Linked DNA regions of Homo sapiens: region 2 is linked to region 1. Evidence: read pairs that join two places in POLR2A ChIA-PET (ENCODE). Cell type or tissue: MCF 10A. All regions are shown on one strand. Each heading gives the region's core, and the rest is flanking DNA. Links, peaks and the distances in the headings are about the cores only. Region 1 overlaps PCNX1 (pecanex 1). Region 2 overlaps MAP3K9 (mitogen-activated protein kinase kinase kinase 9).

Evidence for each region. Peaks named below come from ENCODE experiments on the same cell type or tissue, not always from the same donor. Only the 100,000 strongest peaks of a DNase experiment are listed, where the experiment ranks them.
Region 2: POLR2A ChIA-PET joins it to region 1 with 5 read pairs; 2 of 35 experiments call an interaction of 5 or more read pairs at or near these places.

Annotation. Positions count from the first base shown.
Region 1 is chr14:70,949,022-70,953,428 of GRCh38, forward strand. The region is part of intron 2 of PCNX1 (pecanex 1); the gene reads left to right. It overlaps LOC105370557 (a long non-coding RNA gene), which reads right to left. Exons shown (of 3, transcript XR_944008.3): 2 at 559-737. Among named protein-coding and RNA genes, the nearest start is that of PCNX1, 44 kb to the left of the region's middle. In MCF 10A, for the core only: no CTCF peak of the experiment used is centred there; no DNase peak of the experiment used is centred there.
Region 2 is chr14:70,780,697-70,785,103 of GRCh38, forward strand. The region is part of intron 2 of MAP3K9 (mitogen-activated protein kinase kinase kinase 9); the gene reads right to left. Among named protein-coding and RNA genes, the nearest start is that of MAP3K9-DT, 26 kb to the right of the region's middle. RefSeq lists an enhancer at 1-82. In MCF 10A, for the core only: no CTCF peak of the experiment used is centred there; a DNase peak (open chromatin) is centred at 1,915.

The DNA.
Region 1 (4,407 bases), core at 127-4,126:
ATGTGTGTGTATATATACACATGTATATATAGATATATGTATGTATAGACGTGTATATATACATGTGTATATATACATACATGTATATACGTATATGTGTATATATGTACATATACACATATGTATATGTGTATATATACTTATAAATGCTTATACATCTCAGCATTTACTCATAGTGTGTATATACACATGTATATATAGATATATGTATGTGTATATACACACGTGTATACACACACACGTGTATGCACACACGTGTATACACACACGTGTGTACACACATATGTGTGTAGATACACACGTGTATACACGCACGTGCATACACGCACGTGCATATATACATATATAGACACATACGTGTATATACATATGTGTGTGTGTGTACATATATATGTACATATATACACGTATATATGTGTATATATGTATAATATACACATACGCATGTGTATATATATACACACACACCTTAAGCAAATTGTGATATTTTACTTGACATTTATAAGTAGTATACTTTACTTAACCTATTGTAAATTTGTTTGAATTGTATATTCTTACCTTAGAAACTTAGCTGTTTCTTTCCTAGATCTTTGCAAGACTGACTTCTTAGGATTCAACTGTGATTCGATGTCAACTCCTCCTGGAGGCTTTCCTTTCCCATCCCAGCTGAAGTGATCCCCCTGTTGCTCAGTCACATTCTGTAGCATGACCTTGGCCTTGCCCACTTTCCACTTTACCTATTTGACAGAAGTGTCTACTTTATTCATAGTCAAAAGTTTGTGACCTTACAGAAATTAATAGGTACCCCTAATATAACTCTTGGAAAATTTGTGAACACTTGACATACCTCAAAACAATTCTAGCAGGTAGATGCTGTTATTATCCCTGATTTACAGATGTGGAAACCAAGTTGAGAAAGATCAAATAATCTAAGCAGTTGTTTCCACTGAGCATAATATGAAATATTTCAGACATCAAGACATAAATAATGTAAGAAAAAGTGGGCACTCCTCTCTTAAGACAGGTGATATTTCTGTATATTTTCCAGGGCATTGAAAGCCTTTGTTTATTCCTTTTCAATTACATTTTTTTCCTTATTCTTAACATGAGTACCCTGTTTGTTAATTAAACACGTATTTTAGCCTCATAATTTTTGTTTATTGCCTTAATCACTATCTGAAATTATCTTAACATTTATTTGCATTGATGAACTTCTTGAAGGTAATGACCTTATTGTTCTTATAAACTATTATATTCCCAGTTCCAAAATCAGTGTCTGGCAATGATAGGTACTCAGCAAATATTTGAAGTAGTGAAAACGATTATTCTGTGATATTATGTTTAATGATGCACAGTATCTCATTATGCCAATGTATTTTATCCTATTTTAAATTATATCAATCATTTTGAAATTTAAATATTAGATAACTGTGATGTTTAAATTTTCAATGATTAAATGTTCTATCATAGTTTTTCAGAGGTGGAATTACTAGAAATGCTATGCACATTTATAAGTTTTCCAATATGTATTGCCAAATTCCCAAGATTTTACCATTTAATGACTATGACCAGAAATTCAGCTGCCTCTTTTTTTTGCACTTTTGACAACTCTTGAGTATTTAGTATTTTGAAAAACTGTGATATCTCATTGTTTAATATTGTTTAATATGTAAATAAATTATTGTTTAATATTCCCGTTTTTGAATTACTAGTGAAATGGAGGTATTTTTCTTATTGCCATTTATATTTGTTATTCTGTGAATTGTATATTTTTCTATTGGTGGATTTTTTTTTGCTATTGATTTTGGAACTTTTTTTAAATAAAATATATTAGCTCTTCTGTGTCAAATACTCTTCCTCAGTTTATAGCATTTTATTTGTCAGTGTCTTTATATCCTGTAATTTATTTTTCTGTGGTCCAATTTTGTGTGTTTGTTATTTCTGCTTTTGATAACGTTTTCTAAGATTTTCCTTCCCTCAAATTATATAAATATACAATAAATTAAGATCTTTGTATCTACTTTCAGTATTTTTATCATTTTACTTTTTACTCTTAAATTGTTGTCAGTTTGAAAACATTTTAACTTAATTTGTTTAGGTTTGTTTATCACAACACCATTCATTAAGTAACAAATTTTTTCCCTGTAAATTTAGATGCTTTCTTTTTCATGTAGTATACTGTATATACTTATGCTAGTTTCTGAACTTAGTTTTCTGCTTCATCTTTCTGCCTTTTTTCATTTATACCATACTGTTTTTATCATAGTGGCTTTATAATATGTTTAATACTTAGCATTGTGAGTGACTCCAGTATTTTACTTTTTTGATATTATTATTTTTTTGGGGGGCGGGGGTTGGTTGGTTGTTTGTTTTGAGATGGAGTCTTGCTCTGTTGCCCAGACGAGTGCAGTGGTGCGATCTCGGCTCACTGCAACCTCCACCTCCCAGGTTCAAACGGTTCTCCTGCCTCAGCCTCCCAAGTAGCTGGGATTACAGGCATGCACCACCACGCCCAGCTAATTTTTGTATTTTTAGTAGAGACGGGGTTTCATCATGTTGGCCAGGCTGGTGCTGGACTCCCGACCTCAGGTAATCTGCCTGCCTCGGTCTCCTGAAGTGCTAGGATTACAGGTATGAGCCACCACACCTGACCTTTTTTGATATTATTTTGATTATTCTCATGCATATACTTACTTTTGTGAGATATCTTCATGTGTGCTTATCCTCCAGAAAATTTCGTTAGAATTTTGATGACAATTCTATTAAATTGTAGAAACTCAACTTTTAAAATAGGGATATAGATGAGAGATTTCCATTTATTTTCTTATGTTTTTATTTATCATCTCTTTATTCACTTATCTTTTATGTCTTATAACCTTTCACATTTTTTAAATGGTTTCTGTACATTTCCTACGCCTATTCTATTTCTGTTAAGAAATGCATATTCGTACATTGTGGATAAGTGGACAGAATGTAGACTTCACACTCAGTCAGTCAAGGCTTCTTAATTGTAAGACATTGGAGAAGCTACTTAAGCTTTTGAGTTGGCTTTCTTGTCAGAATGATGAGGAAAATAATGGAACTCTCTCATAGGATTATTACAATGAATAAATGAAATAATATATAGAGAGTTCTTAGAATAATTCCTGACACATGGTAACACTTGATAATTGTTCTAATTATTTCTGGATATTATATATATTTGTCATTGCTTCTGAATTGTTTTTTCCATTTTCTTTTACTTTAAAAATTTTTTATTGTGAAATATGTATTCCAAACACTAAGTTAGCAATAATCAAGTGACTACTTCATTACCTACCACACAGCTTAAGAAATAAAACATTATAAAAATACCATATAAGCTTCATGACATTCCTCTCCCATTTCATTCCACTTTTCCCTTCAGGAGTAACCATAATCTTGAATTTTTTGTGAATAACTCCCTTGCTTTTCTTTATTGTTACACACTCTTCGTAGATATTCCTGAATATATTTATTTATTTTTGTCTGCTTTAGGACATCCTAAGAGAATCATACAGTATGCATTTCTCTATGAGAGATTTTTTTTTTGCACAGTATATTATACTTTATTGACTCACGCATGGTGATGTTTGTAGCTAGAGTTTATTCATATTGACCTACATGTAGTCTGCCACTGTAAGAATAGACCATAGTCTATTTATTCATTCTTCTATTTATAGCCATTCAGATTATTTCTAGTGTTTTTTGTCTTGTGGTACATGTGTATATCTAGTTTATGTAAGCTGGTTTATAGGGCATTTTCATGTTCAATTTTATCAGGCAATTCCAAGCTGTGTGCCAAAATGATTTTACCAGTTTATACTCTCACCGGTAGTGTATGAAAGTCCTTATTGTTCACATCTTCATCAACATTTGATATTGGTAAACCTTAAAAATTTTCCATTCACTTAGCTATTGATTTGGGATTTAAAAGAAGAAAATTGGCTGGGCAAGGTGGCTCCTGCCTGTAATCCCAGCACTTTGGGAGGGAGAGATGGGAGGACAGCTTGAAGCCAGGAGTTCCAGATCAGTTTGGGCAACATAGTGAGACCTTGTCTTTACAAAAAATAAAAAATAAAAAAAAATTTTAGCTAGGTATGGTGGTGTGCACCTGTAGTGCCAGATACTTGGGAGGCTGAGGCAGGAGGATCACTTGAGACCAGGAGTTCAAGAGTTCAGTGGGCTTTGATCACACCACTGCACTCCAGCCTGGGTGGCAGAGCAAGACCCTGTCTTGAAAAAATTTGCCATTCATGAAATGTAAAAGGTGTCTCATTGTGACTTTCAGTTAAGCTTTCTGATTACTACTGAGGTTAAACATTTTATTTTTTTATATATGGTCCATTTAGGTTTTTTCTTTTTTCCAATGCTCATTTATGTTTTGTT
Region 2 (4,407 bases), core at 306-4,305, 170 kb before region 1:
TTGTGCAGCCACTTTCCTTACTAAAGAACATCTCCTTAAACACCTGCCTCCCCTGAATTTTCTCATCGTATCAGCTCAAACTGACTGAGAAGAGCTGCCAGATCTCCGTCATACCTCTGAAGTACCCAGCTACATACCAGATAAAAATAACCAAAAAAGAGGAAGCCTATCAGATGCTCGATGGTTTTGTCAACAGAAAGCAGTTCTTTCTTGGCAGGTGGCCATGGGGTGCAGCCGCCGCACAGGCTCTCCAGGGCCTTGTATCCCCAAGCTCTGCTAGCAGAGTTCCCTTAGCAGGCATGGAAGGTTGCATTTTCAAAGTGGTCCATCATCTCCCATCCTCTGTGCTTTTCCCCAGTGTGATCTTGACACTTTTCCCACTGAGAGGTGGGTCTGTGTCCTCTCCACTTGAAGCTGAGTGGTCTTGAGACTCACTTTAACAGAATGCAGAAGAAATGACAATGCCCGACTTCTAAGCTAGATCAGAAAAGATGCTACAGCTTCCCCATGTTCACTGGAACACTTGGGTCTGCAGCCTTGAGCCACTATGTAAGGCCAAGAGCCCTAAGAGAGCCATGCTCATGGACAGACTGCACATGGGCACTCCCATCAGCAGTCCTGGCCTCCAGCTTCTCCCAGCTCAGGCACTGAGCCATGTGTGTGAACAACCTTCAGATGGTTCCTGCCTCCATCTGCAGCCTCCCCTAGCCTTCAAGTCTTCCCAGGTGAGGCCCCAGACATTGACAAGCCATCCCTAATGAGCTCTTTCCAAATTCCTGACCCAAGTCTCCATGAGCTTAATAAAATGTTCTTGTTTGGGGTCGTTTGTTCTGAAGAAATAGTAATGGAAACAGTAGGTGATACACTGTGAGTCTAGTCTCATATCTGCTGCTGCTCTTGAATTTTTTAAAAAGGAAAAACTACCTTTTACTGAGCATTTACTTTGTGCCAGGCATTATGCTAAGGGTTTACACACATAACTTCATTTAATCCTCATTATAATGCCATGAGTAAATACTAGAATTATCCCCATTTTACAGAGGAGGAAATGGGCTCAGGGTCGAGGACTTTGCCCAAAGCCAGGTCTGCCTGATTCAGAGCCCACAACTGTACCAGCCCACAACTGTACCAGCCCAGGTTCTCTGGCCACTTAGAAAGAGGAGCTGTTTCACATGGAAGACTCAACTTCTTGGGAGCATGGCTTTCCTAGTCAACATTCCAGGTCTGGGAATTGCCTAAAGAACCCAGGTGATGGGACATGGCATCAGTGAACACTTGGCTCTGTCTGAGCTGGGGCAGGCCGCCTTCCCTGGGAGGTCATAGCTATGGCCTACCTGCCCTATTACCAACTCTTGAATCCTACCCCTTCTTTGAGGCCTAATTGTTCCATCAAGGCCTCCCAGGGAATTCTGCCTTCTCCAGACCCCATCTCATGTATCTTGACACGCTGCCCCCTACTACATCACACTGTTCTGGTTGTTTAGGATGTGTTTACATAGCACAACTCCTAAGGATGGAAAGAATGCAGTGGAAGTGACCTCTATGTTATGTATATAATAAATTGACCGTATTTCTTACAGCATGTATGCAATAGCAGGCACGTCAATTTCTTATGAGGACATTTGGGTAATAAAATTACCCACATCGGTTGAGAATCATGATCTATACAAAAAGAAAACATTCCAGGCTCTGTGACCTGCACTTCACCCCAGGCATTGCAGAGGAGAAAGGATTTGAGGGCAGAGGAGGAAGCGGTACAAGCCACCACAGATACCACCTTCATCCCATCACCTTGCAGGCAAGGAAGTCCCAACCACAAAGGCTCGAAACACTGGGAGTTGCCATTGTGAACCACAAGTCCTTAATAGCCCTGGAAAGCTATGAAACACCAATTAAAGTTTCCTATGAATCACTTTTCAACCTCTCCATGTAAGAGCAGGGAGGAACCAACCTCAAGTACCTCCTCAGGCCAAGACTAGCTTTGCTCTGACTCACTGTCTTTCAGTCTATGATATGGATGCTTTTCTAATTCCTTCCTCCCACCTCCATGTCCATTGCATGGGGAAGATGAGACTTCCTAGCATCTTCCTAGTCTACCTCTGAATATTACTCTACAAATCCTGTTCCCCATGAGACAGAGTTGAGGATCTCACCATGGTAGGGAAAATTCAAAACTATACAAATTCTCTAGATGTTACACCTCAGTTTCCAGGTGAAAGCCAGTCCTTTCCTTCCTTCCCTGCTACCTGGAAGGTGGGCATAACAGGCATACCCAGAAACTGCTGGGAAAACGCTCAAATGCCGTGTTCTCTGCCTTCAGTGAATGCCCATGTAAGGAAAAGTCTTAGAATATCTTATTTTTCCTCAGTGGGGTCACTTTTACTCTTCCTGGAAGGTCATTATCCCAGTCTCTCCACCAATATACTACACATCAAATCAAGCATCAAAATGCTTGTAAGAAACCTAAAATTGGCCAGATTCATGGTCCATGCAACTAGAGTCAAGCATATAAAGCCACAGACTCACATGTTAGAAGCCCAGGACAGTACTGTGTCCAAACAACGGTAAGGTGGGAAGGAAGACGGCATCCTAAAGTAAATTCAAATTAGTCTGACTCTTATTTTTCTTGAGCATCCAAAGGTTTCATATGATCCACAGCAACGCTTCCTCAAATACCCCTTTTTAATTCCATCCACTGTCCTTATAGAAAGAAGCTCCCTCATTTCCTGCTCAAAATTCCTCCCAAAAGAGCTCCTGAAGGATTCACTCTTTGTCCCCTCCCCTTTCCTCCCATCACAAAGCTCTAAAGTTCCAGGAGCAGCAAAATCCAAATTCTCTTTGTGAGGTGGGCGAAGGAAATAGCCGGGAGGCTTCACTCATTGATAGTCCAGGTGTTATTCCACCAGCAATCAATCCAAATTGGAGCTTCAAGGAATGAACAGTGAAGTCAAATTTGTCTTTCATAGTATTCATCTAAAAGTGTTAAGTGGGCACCACAAAGCATGCTCAGCGCTCCTCCAGGAGGAATGGAACTGCTCTCTTGCTCACGCATGGTCCATTTGGCCATAAATTCAGCTGCAAAGAAACACCCCAGAAAGGCCCGCTCACCTCCCAGACTACACAGAGCTGAAAGACGTGGCATCTGAATAACCACACAGGGCTCTGCAATTAACAGACGTGTCCAAACCCTTTTTGAATGTTTATATTACTTTTCTGGTTAAAATTTTTTAAATTCCATAAACAATCATCTGTGAATGTATCTGAAATCTATATATACTTCTTTTGTTTAAACAAAAACAAACCACGGCCAGGCGCAGTGGCTCACGCCTGTAATCCCAGCACTTTGGGAGGCCGAGGCAGGCAGATAGCCTGAAGTCAGGAGTTCGAGACCAGCTTGACCAACATGGTGAAATTGCACCTCTACTAAAAATACAAAACTAGCTGGGCATGGTGGTGCATGCCTGTAATCCCAGCTACTTGAGAGGCTGAGGCAGGAGAATCGCTTGAACCCGGGAGGTGGAGGCTGCAGCAAGCTGAGATCGCGCCACTGCACTCCAGCCTGGGAAACAAGAGCAAAACTCCGTCTCAAAACAAAAAAAAATACTAAAATAAATAAAATAAAATAAAAAACAAAACCACAACACAAACACAAGTAAGTACAAGAGCCCAATAACATGGAAGCTTCTGCGATGGCCCAACTTCTGGACAGCTGTATGCAAGCACAATTTTGGTTCAGGACAAACACTAACAAGAAGCAAAGCTGAAGCCGGGCACAGTGGCTCATGCCTGTAATCCCACAACTTTGGGAGGCCGAGGTGGGCAGATCACTTGAGGACAGGAGTTCAAGACCAGCCTGGCCAATATGTTGAAACCCCATCTCTACTGAAAATACAAAAATTAGCCAGGTGTGGTGGCAGGCGTCAGTAATCCCAGCTACTCAGGAGGCTGATGCAGGAGAACTGCTCGAACCCGGGAAGTGGAGGCCACTGTACTCCAGCCTGGGAGACAGAGTGAGTGAGATGGAAGAAGAAGCAAACCTGAGGCTACAGAAGGATGGCTGAGGTTCAAATTGTGCTTTTGGAGGGGCCCTGGGGAAAAGAGAAATGAGAAACTAGCTCTCAGGTCTTGTGCATTTTAGGACCATCAGGTCTGGAGGTACCAGAGGTCCTGGGTTGGAGAAATAAAGGATCCCCTATCTGTAGTTCGAAATGTGGGGATGATCTACCCCACAAAGTCCCCAAGACCAGGTTTAATGTCCAGGTCTAGCCCTGTTGCACCCAGACTCTGGTGAGTCACAGGGTCCGTCCTGCAGAACAAGGTGCTAGAGAAGGATCTCCTATTGCAGTCTGTTTCCAACAAGCAGAGCAGAAAGAAAACCATGCAAGCACTCAAGAGCCTGGTATTTGA